Regions from separate parts of the Homo sapiens genome. Here region 2 is linked to region 1. Evidence: read pairs that join two places in POLR2A ChIA-PET (ENCODE). Cell type or tissue: Panc1. All regions are shown on one strand. Each heading gives the region's core, and the rest is flanking DNA. Links, peaks and the distances in the headings are about the cores only. Region 1 overlaps LOC124904719 (a long non-coding RNA gene). Region 2 overlaps FCGBP (Fc gamma binding protein).

Region 1 (10,833 bases), core at 1,190-9,189:
AATTATTATTTATTATAATTACCATTTTATGCAATAGATTACTAAAGTTTATTCTTCCTGTCTAACTGAAACTGTACCTTTTGATCAACAGTTTCCCTTTCCCCATCCATCTTCCTCCCCAGCCTCTGGTAATCACCATTTTACTCTCCACTTCTGTGAGTTTGACTCTTTTAGATTCCATGTATCTCACATATATATGGAGTCTATTTGTCTTTCTGTGCCTGGCTTATTTCACTTATCATAAATGTCATCATGAAAAATAAGTATGTGAGGTGACAGATTTATTAATTAGTTTTATTTAACCATTTAACAATATAAACATAGCAAAACATCACATTGTACCCCATAAATATATATAATTACTATTTTTTCAATTAAAATAAAATTTAAATTTTTAAAAAAAGAAATGAAAGAGGAGACATTACTACCAACCTTATAGAAATAAATGCTGTGAGCAACTATTTGCTAATAAACTAGATACTTGAGATGAAAAACAAATTTCTAGAAAGACACAAACTACTGAAACTGAGTCTAAGAGAAATAGGACATCTACATAAATCTATAGCAAGCAAAGAAAGTGAATTAATAATATAAAAACTACCCACAAAGAAAACCCTAGGCCCTTCACCACTGACCCTACCAAACATTTGAAGAAGAATTAATATCAGTTCTTCACAAAGGTTTCCAATAAATAGAAGAGGGAACACTGCCCAACTCATTCTTAAGGCCAGTATTACCCTGGTACCAAGACCAAGCAAAGACACCACAAGAAACCTACAGCCCAATATCTTTTTACCAATACAGATGCAAAAATCCTCAAATAAATACTAGCAAATGGAATCCAGTAATATATAAAAAGAAGTACGTACCATGAAAAATGAGCTTTATCACAGGATGAATGCAAGATTGGTTTTACATCCCCAAATCAATTAATATAGTATATCCTATCAGTTGAATACAAAACAAAAACCACATGATCATCTCAATAGATACAAAACAAGCATTTAGCAAAATCCCATTCATGGTAAAAACTCTCAGGAAGTTAACAATAGAAGAGAACTTCCCCAACCTGACACTGGGGCCTCTACGAAGCACATCTAACATCATACTTAGTGAAAACAGACTGGATGCTTTCCCCCGAAGATCAGGAACAAGGCAAAGGTGTCTGCTTCCACCACTTCACCATTGTACTGGAGGTTCTAGTCAGGATAGGCATGAAAGGAAAAAAAAAAAAAAAAAGCATCCATCCAGATTGAAAGGAAGAAGTAAACTCTTTGCAGATGACATGATCTTGTATATAGAAAAATCCTAAGAAGTCCAGCAAATAACTGTTAGAACTATTGAACAAGTTCAGCAAGGTTGCAGGATACCAGGTCAATATATAAAAATCAATTGTATTTCCATATGCTTGCAATGAATAATCTGAAAACGAAATCAAGAAAACAATTCCATTTACAATAGCATCAAAACCAATAAAAAATTCGGAATAAATTTAGCAAAAGAAATGCAAAACTTATACTCTAAAAATGGTGAGATTTTGTTGAAAGAAATGAAAGAGGATTTAAATAAATGGAAAAAAAATCTCTCTTGTATATGGATCAGAAGCCTTGTATTGTTAAAATGGCAATACTCCCTAAATTGATCTACAGGTTCAGTGGAATCCCTGTCAGAATCTCAGCTGACTTTGTAGAAATTGGCAAGCTGAATGTACAATTCATATGGAATCGCAAGGGACCCAGAATAACCAATATAATCTTGAAAAAGAAAAGCAAAGTAGGACTGGCACTTCCCAACTTCAAAATTTACTGAAATTACTTTTGTACCAACCTAAGGCAAAAGTAATCAAGACAGTGTGGTACAGACATGAAGACAGACATATAGATCAAAAGGATAGAAGTAGAATCTAGAAATAAAACCACGTGTCTACGGCCAACTGACTTTCCACTAGGTTGCCAAGATTACTCAGTGGGGAAGTGATAGTCCTGTTAACAAATGGTTCTGGGACAACTGGATGGCCACATACAAAAGAATAAAGTTGGGCTCTTATCTCAAGTTTGTGTCATTTTAAAAAAAACTTCATTGAGATGCAATTCACAAACCATAACATTTACCCATTTAGTATACAATTCAATAGTTTTTCATATATTCACAGATATGGACAACAATCACCATGATCAATTTTAGATTTTCATCCCCTCCAAAAGAAACCTTATGTCTTCAGCTATCATCCCCTGTCACTCCATCCTCCCCATCCCTAAGCCACCATCTACTTTCTCTCTATAGGGATGGGAGAGCTGCTGTCACAAACCAAGGAACACGTGGAGCCACCAGAAACTGGGGGAGGCAAGAAAGGATCCTCTCCTAGAGCCTTTAGAGGGGGTGCAGCCCTGCCAACACCTTGATTCCTGACTTCTACCCTCCCCTCCAGATTTGCAAGACAATAAATTTCTGTTGTTTAAACCACCCAGCTTGTGGTCCTGTAATTGCAGCAGCCCCAAGTTAACACAGTCACTTTCTACCCTCAGTTAGAAATCAGCTTGTTATGCCTCTTACCACAGGGGATACAAATTCAACCCATCAGTAGTCCTTCCTAGCTAATACCAGCTCTCTAAGGTACCTGTGTCTGAGCTACTAACACACACACCCCTAACCATTATGGTGAGTTTTCCTATAGCAATTCCTCGATCCTCTCATGAGAGCTGACCACTCTGGTTTAACAGAAATGTTTTAGAACTTTTGTATCTCAAAGTGAAGGAGTGTGGCTGTCAATCTGTTTACTCCCAGAATACCCACATCCCTTAAGATTTTCCCTTCCTGGGTTCTTAGCAATTGGGGTAAACACTTGCTTTACATGTGTGTGACTGAAGAGTTATTCTAGTGACTTTTTCAGAAGACAGAAGATCTGTTCCAAGAAGGCTAGTCATTTCTGCTATCCAGAAACAACTAGCTGGAATCCTTAACAATCTCTTTCCAATAAAGTAAAACATTAAAGTGACAAGGTTTTTTTTTTTTTTTTTTTTTTTTTTTTTTTTTGAGACGAAGTCTCGCTCTGTCGCCCAGAGACTGGAGTGCAGTGGCGCGATCTCCGCTCACTGCAAGCTCAGCCTCCCGGGTTCACGCCATTCTCCTGCCTCAGCCTCCCGAGTAGCTGGGACTGCAGGCGCCTGCTACCACGCCCGGCTATTTTTTTGTATTTTTAGTAGAGATGGGGTTTCACCGTGGTCTCGATCTCCTGACCTCGTGATCCGCCCGCCTTGGCCTCCCAAAGTGCTGGGATTACAGGCGTGAGCCACCGCGCCCGGGCCACATTTTAATTTATTTAATTATCATGACGTTTTTATTTAGTTATCACAACAACTTTATGATGTAGACATTAACTGTTATTATCTCAATTTCCCAGATGAGGAAACCGAAGCTCAGAGAGGTGAATCACTTGCTCAAATTCATCCAGGTAGAAGTTGCAGAGATGGGACTCTCATTTAGGCTAACCTCTTGGTCCAGGGCCTTAACCACAACTGTGTCATCTCAGGTGGAGGAAAGAGAGAAGTGAAGCGCCTGGGGGCTGGTTGCAGAGAGGAAGTGGCTAACGTTACCCCAGCACTTCTTGACACTTACACTGAGACATGCAGCAGAAGGGACCAGTTTCCAGTCACTCTTCCCGCTTCCCACTGAAGTCACCCTCCAGGTCCCCCTTTGCTTTAACCAAGAGGCTTCAAACTGTCAAAGGAGAAGGCATTATAAAAGTCAAGCCAGGCGTGGTGGCTCACAGCTGGAATCCCAGCTACTCAGGAGGCTGAGGAGGGAGGATGGCTTGCAGCCAGGAGTTCGAGGCCAGCCTGAGAAACATAATGAGACCTCATTTCCTGAAGAAAAAAAAAAAAAAGAGAGCAGGTGGGGTGGTATGATGTTCTCTGAACATCTCTTCCCTGGGACTCCTCTCTTGGCACCCTTTCCCCTGAGCTTTAGAAGAGTGCCCAATTTTTTTGTCCATCGAGCAGTGTAATAAACCTACTCTCAAAAATTAAGACAGTTCGGCCGGGCACAGTGACCCATGCCTGTTAATCCCAGCACTTTGGGAGGCAGAGGCGGGTGGATCACGAGGTCAGGTAATCGAGACCATCTTGCCAACATGGTGAAACCCCGTCTCTACCAAAAATACAAAAATTAGCTGGGTGTGGCGGCGCGTGCCTGTAATCCCAGCTATTCGGGAGGCTGAAGTGGGAGAATCACTTGAACCCGGGAGGCGCAGATCGCAGTGAGCCAAGATCACGCCACTGCACTCCAGCCTGGCAACAGAGCGAGACTCTGTCTCAATAAATAAATAAATAAATAAATAAATAAATAAATAAATAAATAAAAATTAAGACAGTTCATTAAGCAGACGTGGAGACGGCCTGGAGTATGATAGGATTTTAGGATTTTTTTTTAAAGGCAGGAGACAAAGTTGTTAATCACAATTTGCCCATTATGTAGACTCTATGTGAATACAGACATGGAGAGGGCCAGGGAAAGAAGGAGACAGTTGCTTTGGGCATTGTAAGAAAACTCACTCTTCAATAGATGCTCTCTCTCTCTCTTTTTTTTTTTTTTTTTTTTGAGACAGAGGAGTCTCCCTCTCTCGCCTAAGCTGGAGTGCAGTGGTGCGATCTCGGCTTACTGCAACCTCCGCCTCCCAGGTTCAAGCGATTCTCCCACCTCAGCCTCCTGAGTAGCTGAGCTGGTATTACAGGCGAGGGCCACCACGCCTGGCTAATTTTTGTATTTTTAGTAGAGACAGGGTTTCACCATGTTGGCCAGAGTGGTGTCGAACTCCTGACCTCAGGTGATCCTCCAGCCTTGGCCTTCCAAAGTGCTGGTATTACAGGTGTGAGCCACCGTGCCCTGCCTTCAATAGATAGTCTTAAACAAAAACCTTAACAAAATAATCAGAGATATTGAGGGTTTTAAAAGAAATCTTTAGCATTTCAAAGGTTTGGACGAGGGGGATTGGATACATTTTTAAAATAAATTTTTTATTTTAGAATGGTTTTAGATTTACAGAAAAATTAAGGAGACAGTACAATTACGATTTGTCGGAATGTATAGCAGAATTTGCCCATAAAACCTTCTAGGACTTTCTTAGATCTTTTACTTCCTTTGTAAGTTCTTTGGTTATTGGTCCATTCAGACTTCCTATTTTTTCGTAGACTAATTGTTGCCATTAAAACTTCCATGAAGAATCTTCCATTTTCATCTTCATTTAAATTTTTAGGTTTAAAAAAAAAAAAAAAGAACCCTCTGCCTCCCCAGGCCCCTGGGGATCCAACCCTCGCTCCTGATTGGACATCAAGGATAAGGGGTGAGGCTTAAGCGCTGAGTGACATATTGAAAGTCGAGCGGGGAACTTGGACAGAACCTCTTGTTAGAAAGCAGGTTGGGGCGGCCGGGTCAACTCGTGTTTCCCGACCAGTTTGTGGACCTAGGAAACAGGGGTCCCTGTGCACAACAGGAGTGCTGCCCACCGGCAGGAGATGGCACAGAGGACCACAGCCTGGCTCAGTTCCCCTGCAAACATCATCCCAAGCGCCCCGCGCGCTTTCATGGGATGTTCGCGGAGCGCCCCCTGGAGCTCAAAGGCTGGTGGTGACCCTGGAGTTAGGCATCTGGGCTGCTTAATACATTCATTTCCCAAACTCTCAGGACATGGCTTAGCCCCAGGCTTCTGGGATTGCTCCCCAGGATCAGTTCCCACTTCCCAGTCAAGTTCCACCACCACGACCCCTTGCTTCACCGGGGGGTGAGATGCAGCTCACCAATTCCTCCGAAGACAGACATCCCTGTTACATGTAGGGAACAGCTTTTGTTGTTGTTGTTGTTTTAAAAAGCTCCCACCACACCTGCCACCAACAATTCTCAATGTTTTATTTTTCTTAAATGTTCATGCAAACAGAATAACAAAGTAAACAACCGTGTACTCACTATTTCACCGCTTAATACAGTCGTTTATTAAATTTCAGAAGTAAGCTATGCTCACCATAAAAAATGCCTAAACATTACGAAAGTCAAAAGCAAAACTCCAGGCTGTGGTCTTATCCTCCAGCTCATAGGGTCCCTTCTAGAGAACGTGGTTGTATTTGCAAATCTGCACTCAGAGGATGGGTGGGTTACAAGAGAGCACTCTATACCAGGGGTCCCCAACACCCCCGCTCCCCACCCCCACAGACGGGTACCCATGGTGGCCTGTTAGGAACCAGACCGCCACAGCAGGAGGTGAGCAGCGGGCCAGCCAGCAAAGCTTCATCTATATTTGCAGCCACTCCCCATCGCTGGCATTACAGCCTGAGCTCCGCCTCCTGTCAGGTCAGCTTGGGCACTAGATTCTCACAGGAGCGCAAACTCTATTGTGAACTGCGCATTCGAGGGATCTAGGTTGCATGCTCCTTATGAGAATCGAATGCCTGATGATCTGTCACTGTCTCCCATCACCCCCAGATGGGACCATCTAGTTGCAGGAAAACAAGTTCAGGGCTCCCATTAGATTTGACATTATGGTGAGTTGTATACTTATTTGATGATATATTATAATGTAATAATAATAGAAATAAAGTGCACAATAAATGTATTATGCTTGAATTTTCCCCAAACAATCCCCCACCCCAACCCACCCACCCCACCGCTGCCGTCTGTGGAAAAATTTTCTTCCACGAAACCAGTTCCTGGTGCCAAAAACATTGGGGACCGCTGCACCTCACAGTTCCGCAGCTGCTACCATCCTGGTTTATCGATACATCTTGAGGCCTCCAGGTCAGCCCCTGCAGCTTTACCTTCTTGTTTATAGCTGCATAGACTTAGATGGTCAGAGAATAGTCCAGTCTCTGTTCCATCCAGCTTTAGAGCCTCAGCGTTTCTTCACATCAGTCACTTACTTATTAATTATTTAAAGGTTCTTGCTTCTTCTTCCTGAAACTAAAGGAGAGGTACCTGATCAAGTTGAATTTTGCAAAGGTGAGTAGTGACTTTTACAGCTAACTCCTGGGATTGGCTGGTGGAACTCAAGGGCTCCAGCCCTCACTAAGTTCTCTTAGGGAATCATTCATTCCTTTAAGATCAAGCTAGACATTTTTTTTTTTTTTTTGAGACAGAGTCTCGCTCTGCCACCCAGGCTGTAGTGCGGTGGCACGATCTTGGCTCACTGCAACCTCTGCCTCCCAGGTTAAAGCGATTCTTCTGTCTCAGCCTCCTGAGTAGCTGGGACTACAGGCGCATGCCACCACACCTGGCTAATTTTTTTTTTTTTTAAGTAGAGACAGGGTTTCATCATATTGGTCAGGCTGGTCTCGAACTCCTGACCTCATGATCTGCCCATCTCTGCCTCCCAAAGTGCTGGGATTACAGACATGAGCCACGGCGCCCGGCCGAGCTAGACATTTTTTTTTTAAAATTAAGACATTATTATTATAATTTTTTTTGAGATGGAGTTTCACTCTTGTTGTCCAGGCTGGAGTGCAATGGTGCGATCTTGGCTCACTGCAACCTCTGCCTCCTAGCATCAAGCGATTCTCCTGCCTCAGCCTCCCAAGTAGCTGGGATTACAGACATGCACCACCATGCCCGGCTAATTTTGTATTTTTAGTAGAGATGGGGTTTCACCATGTTGGTCAGGCTGGTTTGAACTTCTGACCTCAGGTGACCAAACCACCTCAGCCTCCCAAAGTGCTGGGATTACAGGCGTAAGCCACTGCGCCTGGCAATAGACATTATTTTTTGAAGCAGTTTGAGGCTTACAGAAAATTGAGCAGGTAGTACGCAGTTCCCATATACCACTCAGCCCCTAATACCTTTCCCTATCATTTTGTTCTAAATTTATTTGTTTTTTAAAATTGTATGACTTTATCTTGTACAATATAATGTTTTGAAATATGTATACATTGTGGAATGGTTAAATCTAGCTTATTTATTTATTTATTTATTTTTTGAGATGGAGTTTCACTCTTGTTGCCCCAGCTGGAGTGCAATGGCGCAATCTCGGCTCACTGCAACCTCCGCCTCCAGGGTTCAAGTGATTCTCCTGCCTCAACCTCCTGACTAGCTGGGATTACAGGCATGTGACACCATGCCTGGCTAATTTTGTATTTTTAGTAGAGATAGGGTTTCTCCATGTTGGTCAGGCTGGTCTTCGAACTCTCCACCTCAGGTGATCCTCCTGCCTCAGCCTCCCAAAGTGGTGGGATTACAGTTGTGAGCCACTGCACCTGGCCAAATCAGCTAATTTAAAGAAATGTGTTACCTCACATAGTTATCATCTATTTTTTTGTGGTGAGAACACCTAACATCTACTCTCTTAGCATTTTTCAAGAATGCAATATATCACCATTAATTATAGTCATCATGCTGTCCAATAGATCTCTTGAACTTATTCCTTCTATCTAAATGTAATTATGCATCCTTTGACCAGTGTCTTCCCAACTCCCCTTTACCCCCAATGACCCCAGATTCCTTTAACCGCCATTCTACTCTCTACTTCTATGAGGTCCACTTTAAAAAATGTATTTATTTTTTCAATTTTTTTAAATTATTTATTATTTATTTATTTATTTATTTATTGAGACGGAGTTTCCCTCTTGTCGCCCAGGCTGGAGTGCAATGGTGCGATCTTGGCTCACTGCAACCTCTGCCTTCCGGGTTCAAGTGATTCTCTTGCTTTAGCCTCCTGGGTAGCTAGGATTACAGGCGCCCGCCACCATGCCCAGCTAATTTTTTTTTGTATTTTTAGTAGAGATGAGGTTTCACCATGTTGGCCAGGCTGATCTCGAACTCCTGACCTCAGGTGATCCACCCGCCTTGACCTCCCAAAGTGCTGAGATTACAGGCGTGAGCCACTGCGCCCAGCCTTATTTATTTTTATTATTTTATTTCAGTAGGTTTTTGGGGGAACAGGTGGTGTTTGGTTACATGAATAATTTCCTAAGTGGCAATTTCTGAGATTCTGGTGCACCCATCACCCAAGCAGTGTACATTGTACCCAATATGTAGTCTTTTATCCCTCACCTCCATCCCATTCTTTCCCCTGAATCCCCAAAGTCCATTGTGTCATTCTTATGCCTTTGGATCTTCATAGCTTAGCTCCCACTTATGAGTGAGAAAGTATGATGTTTGGTTTTCCATTCCTGAGTTACCTCACTTAAAATAATGGTCTCTAATCTCATCCAGGTTGCTGCAAATGCCATTATTTCATTCCCTTTTTATGGCTGAATAGTATTCCATGGTATGTGCGATATATATATATATATATATCTCACATTTCCTTTATCCACTTGTTGATTGATGGGCATTTGGGCTGGTTCTATATTATTGTAATTGTGAATTGTGTTGCTATAAACATGTGTGTGCAAGTATCTCTTTTGTATAATGACTTATTTTCCTCTAAGTAGATACCCAGTAGTGGGATTGCTGGATCAAATGGTAAATCTACTTTTTGCTCCTTAAGGAATCTCCACTGTTTTCTCCAGTGGTTGTACTAGTTTACATTCCCACCAACGGTGTAAACGTGTTCCCTTTTCACACATGCACAACACCTATTATTTTTTGATTTTTTGATCTTTGATTTTGTTATTTTTTGATTATGGCCATTCTTGCAGGAGTAAGGTGTAAGTAAGGTGTCAGATCCACCTTTTAGGATTCCACATGTGTATGAGATCATGTGGTATTTGTCTTTCTGTGTTTGGTTTATTTCATTTAACATAATGTCCTTTAGGCTCATCTATGTTGCAAATGACAGGATTTCATTTTTTTAAATTATTTTTTAATGGCCAAATAGTACTCCATTGTGTATAAATCACACTTTTTGTTGTTGTTTTTAGATGGAGTCTCGCTCTGTTGCCAGGCTGGAGTGCAGTGGCGTGATCTCGGCTCACTGCAACCTCCGCCTCCTTGGTTCAAGCAATTATCCTGCCTCAGCCTCCCAAGTAGTTGGGACTACAGGTGTGCACCACCACACCCAGCTAATTTTTGTATTTTTAGTAGAGACCAGGTTTCACCATGTTGGCCAGGCTGGTCTTGAACTCTTGACCTCAGGTGCTCCACCCTCCTCGGCCTCCCAAAGTGCTGAGATTACAGGCGTGAGCCACTGTGCCTGGCCTATTATTTTATTAAATACTTTCTTACCCTTTTCTCTCTCTTTGCCTTCTGGGACCCCAGTAATTTGAAAATTTGGTTGCTTTATGGTATCATATGTCATGAAGGCTTTTATCATTCTTTTTAAATTCTTTTTTATTTTTGTCTTCCTGGGTTATTTCAAAAGATATGGCTTCAAGTTCTGAAATTCTTTTTTCTACTTGATTTAGTCTGTTGTTGAAGCTTTCAAATATATTTTGTATTTCATTCAATGAAGTCTTCATTTCCAGAATTTGTTTGGTTCTTTTTTATATCTATCTCTTTGGTAAATTTCTCATTCATATCCTGAATTGTTTTTCTGATTTGTTTGTATTATTTTTCTGAGTTCTTTTGTATCTCACTGAGCTTCTTTAATATCATTATTTTGAATTCTTTATCCAGGTATAGTCTCTGTATGATTTATTTGGCTGTAAGCAACATCAGTAGTGTTATTTCCTCCGTGGCTTAAGGTGCAGTTGTTGGTGGAGGCTGTGAAGCTTTTCTGGGATAGGGGATGTCAGGTGGGCCGGTTTTCGGGCCCAGTGGTGGCAGTGGTGAGCCTGTCCTTGAGTCCCAGGGTGGTGTACGCTGGCACAGGTTTAGCAGGTTTAGGTAGGCCAATTCCCAGGCTTCCAGGTGGCTTTCTTGGGTGCTGGCATTGCCAGCCGTAGGCCAGGTAGGTGCGTAGTTCCTGGGGCCACT
Region 2 (9,904 bases), core at 1,307-9,306, 74 kb before region 1:
CAAGTCTGCCACCCAAAGCCTGGGGACGAGGACTTTTCCATCGTGCTTGAGAAGAATGCAGCTGGAGATCTCCAACGCCTCCTGGTTACTGTGGCTGGCCAGGTTGTGAGCCTAGCTCAGGGGCAGCAGGTGAGTCCATGTGAGCCTGCCCTGGGGGTCTGAAGGCAACACAGCCCCATCTAGGGGGTTCTGAGGGAGACACGACCCCACCCTGTAGGTATGAGAGGGACATTCCTCTAACATGGGAACTCTGGTACCTACCCTGGAAGGTTTGGTGAATGGTCCCACCGTGGGAGATTTTTGTGTTGTTTTGTGACAGGGTCTTGTTCTGTCACCCAGGCTGGAGTATATTGGCGTGATCACAGCTCACTGCAGGCTCAACCTGCTGGGCTCAAGCAATCCTCCCACCTCAGCCCCCCATGCCTAGCTAATTTTTTATTTTTGGTAGAGATGAGGTCTTGCTGTCACGGCCAGGCTGGTCTCGAACTCCTGGGCTCAAGTGATCCACCTGTCTGGGCCTCCCAAAGTGCTGGGATTATAGGTGTGAGTCACCACGCCAGGCCTGGGGCCCAAGAAGTTTAAGGGAAACATGACCTGACGTTAATGGGACTGAGGGAGATGCAGCTCTGGCCTGGGAGTGGGACAGGACAGCCTTGCCTGTGGTTCTGTGAGTTCCTGACCTACCCGACCCTTCCACCCAGGTCACCGTGGACGGCGAGGCTGTGGCCCTGCCTGTGGCTGTGGGCCGCGTGCGGGTGACCGCCGAGGGCCGAAACATGGTTCTGCAGACGACCAAGGGGCTGCGGCTTCTCTTTGATGGCGATGCCCACCTCCTCATGTCCATCCCCAGCCCCTTCCGTGGACGGCTCTGTGGCCTCTGTGGGAACTTCAATGGCAACTGGAGTGACGACTTTGTCCTGCCCAATGGCTCAGCAGCGTCCAGTGTGGAGACCTTCGGGGCTGCATGGCGGGCGCCCGGCTCCTCCAAGGGCTGTGGCGAGGGCTGCGGGCCCCAAGGCTGCCCAGTGTGCTTGGCAGAGGAGACTGCACCCTATGAGAGCAACGAGGCCTGCGGGCAGCTCCGGAACCCCCAGGGCCCCTTCGCGACCTGCCAGGCGGTGCTGAGTCCCTCTGAGTACTTCCGCCAATGCGTATACGACCTGTGCGCGCAAAAGGGTGACAAAGCCTTCCTGTGCCGCAGCCTGGCAGCCTACACGGCGGCCTGTCAGGCAGCTGGCGTGGCCGTGAAGCCCTGGAGGACAGACAGCTTCTGCCGTGAGTGTCCGTGGGTCCCTCGCAGGACTCTAGACCAGGTGTAGGGGCCCCTCCTGGCCCATTCCTTCTATTTGCATGTCGGAGTGGTTTCTCCCTGTAAAAGCGCTCCCTCCCCACCCCCTCCCACCCCACACCCACACAACTTCTTCTCCCACGGCATAGTCCACTGGCTTCCCTGCTATCCCTCTGACTGTTCCTTCTCAGCCTCCTGTCTGGGCCCACTCTGCTCAAACCTCAAATTCTCTTCTTCCCTAGTGTTCTATTCTGGACTCTTTCTGCAGTGACCTGAAAGGGAGAGTTGGATGGGTTGGGAGATCTGTGGCTCACACAGACCCTCCTTCTACCCCCGACAAGACCATATCCCCTCAGATCCCCCCAAGACAAGGCTGCAGGCTATTAAACACCCCGCTAAACTAGGACTGTACCTCTCATTCAATTCCCCATGGGAGGGACATCACCAGAGACTCTCAGGAAAAAGCAATGGCCCCTTCGGCTCCAGGTCAGAGCCAGGTCTCCCCTGGGCAGGACCTATACCCAGGGCGGTCATCCACACCCGCGGCCTTAGATTTGTTCTCATTGTTGACCATGGACCTGGTCTGTCTGTCTCAAGCCCTGAACTCTCTCCTGACTGTCAGCCCAGTGATCCTGATTTCTGACTTCTGGCCTTCAGAACTGTGGGAGAATGAATTTCCCCTGTTTAAGCTACAAAGTCTGTGGTAATTGTTAGGGTGTCCAAGACACCTTCCCCTGGGTGTCCTTACCGTCCCTCTTACCTGCTGTGTTCCCAAATAAAATCAGCATTTCACCCCCAGCCTGATGCTCCTTCCCCAAACCTGGTGGGCATTGCAGAACAGCCACACCTCCACCAATTGCTTAGCCAGAGACCAGGGACTTACCACAGATAATTCCCTTGGGTCCATATAGCCCCTGTCCCAACTCTGACCCCTCTGCCTGTGCCCCCCTATCCCAGCCCTGACCCCTTTGCCTGTGCCCCCCACACCCTGGCCCTGACCCCTCTGCCTGTGCCCCCTACCCAGCCCTGACCCCTCTGCCTGTGCCCCCTACCCCGGCCCTCAACCCTCTGTGTGTACCCTCCCCATCCCGGCCCTGACCCCTCTGCCTTTGCCCCCCCACCCCAGCCCTGACCCCTTTGCTTGTGCCCCCAACCCCAGCCCTCAACCCTCTGTTTGTGCCCTCCCCATCCTGGCGCTGACCCCTCTGCCTGTGTGCCCCCACTCTGGCCCCGACCTCTTTGCCTGTGCCCCCGACCCTGGTCCTGACCCCTCTGCCTGTGCCCCCTACCCTGGCCCTCAACCCTCTGTCTGTGCCCTCCCCATCCCAGCCCTGACCCTTCTGTCTGTAGCCCCCTACCCTGGCCCTGACCCCTCTGCCTTTGCCCCCTCATGCCTGCCCTGACCCCTCTGCCTGTGCCTCCCCACCCTGACCCTGACCTCTCTGTCTACACTCCCTGATGCAGCATGTTCACTTTGGGCTCTTCCTGTCTGTCCCACTGGAAGTGAGCTCTGTAGGACTGGGGTTGAGACTTTTCTCAGTATTTGTGTCCTCAGCACCGCCTAAAACAGGGCTGGGTGTGCAGTAGGCCCCCTTGGTTATCCAGGACCCTTTGGAGGTGTGACTCAGCCCTGCCTCCTCTCTCTGCAGCGCTCCATTGCCCCGCCCACAGCCACTACTCCATCTGCACTCGCACCTGCCAGGGATCCTGTGCGGCTCTCTCCGGCCTCACGGGCTGCACCACCCGCTGTTTTGAGGGCTGTGAGTGCGACGACCGCTTCCTGCTTTCCCAGGGTGTCTGCATCCCTGTCCAAGATTGTGGCTGCACCCATAATGGCCGATACTTGCCGGTGAGTAGGGGCTTGGGGTGGGCAGAGAGGGTAGAAGAGCTTGAGAGAGACCCAGAGATTCTGTGCTGACCTCTTCAAGGCTGGGGACAGAGGAGGTACCGCCATATCCCAGCTATGTGACTTGATGCAGGCAACCTCCCCCTATTAGTCTCCTGCAGCTTCTGTAACCAATTACCGCAGACATGGTAGCTTAAACAGGAGAAATTCATTCTCCCACAGTTCTGAAGGCCAAAAGTCAGAAATCAGGAATACTGGGCTGACATCAAGGTGTTGGCAAGGTGGCACTCCCTCCAGAGAAATCTAGGGGAGGCCATGCCCAGTGGCTCATACTTGCAGTCCCAGCCCTTTGGGAGGCCAAGGCGGGAGGATCACTTGAGCCCAGGAATTCAAAACCAGCTTGGGCAACATACAATTGTTTTTTTAATTAGCTGGGCATGGTGGTGCACACCTATAGTCCCAGCTACTCAAGAGGCTGAGGTGGGACAATGGCGTGACCCCAGGAGTTGGAGGCTGCAGTGAGCTATGATCACGCTGCCGCACTCCAGCCTGGGTGACAGAGCAAGACCTTACCTCTAAAGAAAAAAGGAAAAGAGCCAGGCACGGTGGCTCACACCTGTAATCCCAGCACTTTGGGAGACTGAGGCGGGCGGATCACGAGGTCAGAAGTTCAAGACCAGCCTGACCAACATGGTGAAACCCTGTCTCTACTAAAAATACAAAAATTAGCCGGGCATGGTGGTGCGTGCATGTAATCCCAGCTACTCAGGAGGCTGAGGCAGGAGAATCACTTGAACCCAGGAGGCGGAGGTGGCAGTGAGCCGAGATTGCGCCACTACACTCCAGCCTGGGTGACAGACCGAGACTCCATGTCAAAAAAAAAAAAAAAAGAAAAGAAAAGAAAAGAAAAAAGAAATCTAGGGGAAAATCTGTTTGTTGCCTCTTCCAGTTGCTGGTTGCTGCAGGTTTTCCTTGGTTGTGGCCACATCACACCAACCTCTGCCTCCTCTTCTGAGTGTGTCATAACACCTCCCTCTGCTTCTCTCTTATAAGGATACACGTGATTGCATCTAAGGCTCACTCAGATAATCCAGGAGAAATTTTCCATCTTCAGATCCTTAATTCAATCACATCTGCAAACACACTTTTCCCATATAAGGTGACATTTACTCATTACAGGGATTAGGACCTGATATCTTGGGGCGGGGGCATCATTTGGCCCCTCCTTGAACTGCATTTTCTTCACCTGTAAAATGGGACTAATCACCATCTTTGTACCATAGGTATCTGAGGATCAGGCCCGATTATACAGGAAAGATACCCACTGAGCACTGGGCCTTGCCCTGCATGTTCATCACACTCAGTAAAAAGAAAGAGCAGTTTACAGCGGGGCGCAGTGGCTCACACCTGTAATCCCAGCACTTTAGGAGGCCAAGGCGGGCGGATCAAAAGGTCAGGAGTTCGAGACCAGCCTGGCCAATATGGTGAAACCCCGTCTCTACTAAAAATACAAAAATTAGCTGGGTGTGGTGGTGGACACCTGTAGTCCTAGCTACTCGGGAGGCTGAGGAAGGAGAATCCCGTGAACCCGGGAAGTGGAAGTTGCAGCGAGCCGAGATTGTGCCACAGCACTGTAGCATGAGCAACAGACCGAGACTCCATGTCAAAAAGAAAAAAAAAGAAATAGCAGTTTACAACAGTGCAAATAGGTAGCCCAGCTAATAATTGTTTAATAATATGAATTAAATTGAAGAATTGATTTATTCTTGTTAATAATTTTTTTGAGCTCTTACTATGCACCATGTTTGTTATGGGTGTTATTATTTATTTATTTATTTATTGAGATAGGATTGCACTCTGTCTTTCAGGCAGGAGTGCGGTGGCATGATCACGGCTTACTACAGCCTCAAACTCCTGGGCTCAAGCGATCTTTCTGTCTCAGCTTCCTGAGTAGCTGGGACCACAGGCTCACACTGCCATCCCTGGCTGACTATTTAATTTTTATGTAGAAATGGGATCTCGCTATGTTGTCCAGGCTGGTCTCAAACTCCTGGGCTCAAGCAATCCTCCTGCCTTGGCCTCCTAAAGTGCTGGGATTACAGGGATGAGCCACCTCTCCCGGCCATGTTCTGGATGTTAATTCATTTAATAATCACAACAATCCTATGCAATAGATACTATGACTATTTTCCCCATTTTACAGATGAAGAAATTGTGACATAGAGAAGTCAGCCCGAGGCTAGCCATTAACATGCAGCACTAACTTGCATTGCTTGCAAATGGAGCCAAATTTTGCTCTTTCCTTGAGGTCTCACTGCCTACTGGAAGCCATCCTTGATCCCCTAGGCTGGGTTAGGTGCCTCCTCTGAACCCCTCAGCTCCCTATGCTTCCCCATCTCTGCCCTGACCCCTCTGCCTATGCCCGAAGTCTTGGATTTGTGAGTCTGGCCTTCATGGGAGAGGTCTGGCCTAGAGATGTGGAAATCATCATTGTAGAGATGGCATTTATTTTGTTAATTACATTTCTTCATTTCTTACCTGTATCAGTTAGCTTTTGCTGGGTTACAGATCACTCCAAAACGTTGTGGCTTAAAACAATTATTCATTTAGTTTGCAATTTTGTGACTGCAGTTTAGGCTGGACTTGGCTGGGTGGTTCTTCTGCTATCCTCTGGGCTTACTCATGTATAATATCTGTAGTCAGCTGGTGGGTCAGCTGAAGGCTGCCTGGTCTAGGGTGGCCTGAGCTGGAAGAGTTATCTATGTTCCATGGGGTCACTCATCTTCTAGGGAGCTAGCCCAGGCTTGTTCTCATGGTGGCTGGGCAGGATTCTGTGTATGTGAGAGAGAGAGAAGGAAAGAGAAGCTGTGAGGTCTCTTGAGGTCTAGGCTTAAACCTGTTACAACATTGCTTCTTCTGTGTTTCATTGACCTAAATATAGTCTTACGGCCAACCCAGATTCATAGGGAGGGGGAAATAAACTCTATTTCTTAATGGGAGTCTGTAAAGTCACTCTGCATGGATACAGAGGGTTCAAGCAGTGTGGCCATTTTTGCGATCCATCCCACCACCATAACCTGGCCCCTTTCTGTGCACAGGTAAACTCCTCCCTGCTGACCTCAGACTGCAGCGAGCGCTGTTCCTGTTCCTCAAGCTCTGGCCTGACATGCCAGGCAGCTGGCTGCCCACCAGGCCGTGTATGTGAGGTCAAGGCTGAAGCCCGGAACTGCTGGGCCACCCGTGGTCTCTGTGTCCTGTCTGTGGGTGCCAACCTCACCACCTTTGATGGGGCCCGTGGTGCCACCACCTCTCCTGGTGTCTATGAGCTCTCTTCCCGCTGCCCAGGACTACAGAATACCATCCCCTGGTACCGTGTAGTTGCCGAAGTCCAGATCTGCCATGGCAAAACGGAGGCTGTGGGCCAGGTCCACATCTTCTTCCAGGATGGGATGGTGACGTTGACTCCAAACAAGGGTGTGTGGGTAAGTTTGTGAGTAGGGGGTAGGGAATGTCTCCCTGGGCTTTTGCTCTTCTGATTACAGTGTCCCCACATTCCTGGCTTCCTTTCTGTCTTGCGATCTGTTTTCTTTATCCAGGTCTCTGCGGTTTAGTCTCTGGATTTGTATTTATCTCAATATTTCAAACTTGGTCCCTCTGTTCTGGCTGAGTTCTAGAGGAGCAAAAACATACTCAAGCAACTTAATAGTTTTGACATTAGTATGAATCGAGACTCTATGGGTTGCAAGTGACTTAAAACCAAATTCAAACTGCCTTAAGCAAAATTGAATTTATTAGTCCATGTAGCTAGAAAATCCCAGGATAGAGCCTCAGGAATGGCTGGATCTAGGTGCCCTGGCAATATTATCAGAAATTTGTACTTCCGTCTTTGAGACTTGCTATTTGCCAAATCAGCTTTGTTCTCAAACAGGCTTTCCACTTACAGGTGTAAAGACGACCCCCGCCCAGCTGCCCAGGCCTACACCCCACCAGCTTATCTACCTTAACAGAAAATGGTTCAATAAAAGACCCAGGATTATATCTCACTGAGCCAGTTTGGGTCACATGCCCACCCCTGGAGCCAATCACTGTGACTTTAGGGAGGAAGTTCCGTGATTGGTCAAGGCTGGGGGTGGGGGGTCACATAATGTGTCAGGGTTTCCCATAACCTGGTTCAGTGATTCACTAGGACTCACAGGACTCAGCATATAGTTGTACTTAGGGCTAAGATGTATCATAGGGAAAAGATACGAAGTGAAATTGACACAGGGAAAAGGTGCATCGCACAAAGTCCAGGGGAAATCATGTGCAAGCTTCCGAGAGTCCTTTCTCGGTAGAGTCACACAGGATGTGCTTAATTCCTCCAGCAACAAAGTTGTGATGAAACATGAAATGTCATCTGCCAGGGAAATTCATAGAGTCTCAGTGCCTGGGGTTTTGGTATCCACCTACCAAAATTCCAGACTCCTAGAAGGAAACTCCCAGAAGATGCTCAGCATCTTTGTTCATCACTGGACTATAAGCCGCAGGTAGGCAGGGATCCTGTCCATCTTGGTCACCAGTTTGTTCCCAGTACCCAGATCAGGGCATGGCACCTAGAGGGTACTCAGTAAAAGGCTGGTTTTGTGAATAAACTCAGCCCTGCTCCTTTTGTGCCAGGCCATGTGCTGGGTAACAGAGATGACTCGGACTCAGTCGTTATACTTGGAAAGCTTGCACCCTACTGAGACTTTCCATCCACTAGTCTTCATCTGTCCTTCACTACACCCATCCTCCCTTTTCCCCTCCTTCCTTCCAGCATCTATTCTACCCCCTTCTCTTTTTCCTATTTCCTTCCTTCTAGTCTTTTTCCCTTCCTTCTTTCTTCCATCCACCCACCCATCTGTCCATCCATCCATCCACCCACCAATCCACCCATCCACCCATCCATCCCTCCATCCATCCACCCACCCACCCACCCACCCATCTGTCTTTTCAGATCTATCTACCTATCTCTCCAATCATCTGGCAGAGGAAAACTCAGATACAAAAGCATTTAGAGGGCTGGGCATGGTGGCTCATGCCTGTAATCCCAGCGCTTTGGGAGGCCGAGGCGGGCAGATCACTTGAAGTCAGGAGTTAGAGACCAGCCTGGCCAACACGGCAAAACCCTGTCACTACTAAAAATACAAAAATTAGCCGAGCATGGTGGCACATGCCTGTAGTCCCAGCTAAGGCAGGAGAATCACTTGGACCCGGGAGGCGGAGGTTGCAGTGAACTGAGATCGCGCTATTGCACTCCAGCCTGGGCGACAGAGCAAGACTCTATCTCAAAAAAAAAACTAAAACCAAAACCAAAAAACAAAACAACAACAACAACAACAAAAAACAAACAAACAAAAGAAGGATTTACAAAAAAAAAAAAAAAAAAGACAAGTCTTTTAAGGAAGTTTCTCTAGGGAATCTAACTTTAGAAGGGTTAATTCACCAACTAACATAGACAACAGTTATGTAAAGGAAAAACTCACAAAGTTACTGGATCTGCAGCCTATGATGAAGAAAAAGTAATTTTCTCACATGATTATTATATTTGCTAAAGTCATTACTTATCTTCAGACATCAGCATTGCAAAAATAAAGGATAACGTTGTTTTGGTTAGGGAACCAATAACTTACAGGATGTGCTCAAAGTTTGTTTTATTTTGCAAACTAGAACCAGGCTGAGGGAGGCAGATCACCTGAATCCAGGAGTTCAAGACCAGCCTAGACAACACAGTGAGACCCTATCTTTAGAAAAAAATACAAAAATTAGCCTGGTGTGGTGGCACACATCTGTAGTCCTGTAGTCTCAGCTACTCAGAAGGCTGAGGTGGGAGGATTGATTGAGTCTAGGAGGTCAGGGCTGCAGTGAGCTGTGATTGCACCACTGCACTCCAGCTGGGATGACAAAGCAAAACCCTATCTTAAAAAAAAAAAAAAGAAAAGAAAAAGAAAACTAGAACCATAAGGATGACCCTGGGGTTTGATTGTTTGTCTGTCTGTTTGCTTATCTGTCTGGTACAAAATGCTTCCCCCACCGACTTTGGGGTGTTGTGTAGATCCATGGGTACGTCTCTCCATCCCTCCACTCTCCATCCTTTTATCCGTCTATCCAGATCTCTAGCTATCTTCTCATGTATCCATTGCTCCAAATAGTGCAAACATCCAGGTCTTCATCTCTTTCAGCACCTGCCTCTTTGATTTAGCTCCATGAACTTATCTTGTTTGGGGTCTCCATCCTCCATCCTGGTAACACCCAGCTATTCTGGGGCTGTGGCCTCACCTCTGTGTTTGCTGGGCATCCCCCACCAGGTGAATGGTCTCCGAGTGGATCTCCCAGCTGAGAAGTTAGCATCTGTGTCCGTGAGTCGTACACCTGATGGCTCCCTGCTAGTCCGCCAGAAGGCAGGGGTCCAGGTGTGGCTTGGAGCCAATGGGAAGGTGGCTGTGATTGTCAGCAATGACCATGCTGGGAAACTGTGTGGGGCCTGTGGAAACTTTGACGGGGACCAGACCAATGATTGGCATGACTCCCAGGAGAAGCCAGCGATGGAGAAATGGAGAGCGCAGGACTTCTCCCCATGGTGAGGGATGTAGTATGGAAACCAGGCTTCTTGGGGCAAAGGCACCTGGATCCTCATGGGATGAGGGCAGTCAGGGTGGGTGTTTAGTCTGCAAGCGGAGGTGCTAAATGTCTGTGTCTTGCAGTTATGGCTGATCAGTCATCCACCAGGAACGAAGATTTCCTGAAGAAGA

Evidence for each region. Peaks named below come from ENCODE experiments on the same cell type or tissue, not always from the same donor. Only the 100,000 strongest peaks of a DNase experiment are listed, where the experiment ranks them.
Region 2: POLR2A ChIA-PET joins it to region 1 with 11 read pairs; 4 of 35 experiments call an interaction of 5 or more read pairs at or near these places.

Annotation. Positions count from the first base shown.
Region 1 is chr19:39,787,928-39,798,760 of GRCh38, reverse strand. It overlaps LOC124904719 (a long non-coding RNA gene), which reads left to right. Exons shown (of 2, transcript XR_007067258.1): 2 at 2,284-2,463. Among named protein-coding and RNA genes, the nearest start is that of LEUTX, 14 kb to the right of the region's middle. In Panc1, for the core only: no CTCF peak of the experiment used is centred there; DNase peaks (open chromatin) are centred at 2,658 and 5,390; H3K4me3 peaks cover 581 bases; H3K27me3 peaks cover 2,134 bases.
Region 2 is chr19:39,863,449-39,873,352 of GRCh38, reverse strand. FCGBP (Fc gamma binding protein) reads left to right here. Exons shown (of 36, transcript NM_003890.3): 31 at 1-129; 32 at 702-1,275; 33 at 2,938-3,137; 34 at 6,233-6,616; 35 at 9,461-9,732; 36 at 9,857-9,904. The coding sequence ends at 9,866. Among named protein-coding and RNA genes, the nearest start is that of FBL, 22 kb to the right of the region's middle. RefSeq lists an enhancer at 5,725-6,924. In Panc1, for the core only: no CTCF peak of the experiment used is centred there; no DNase peak of the experiment used is centred there; H3K27me3 peaks cover 1,176 bases.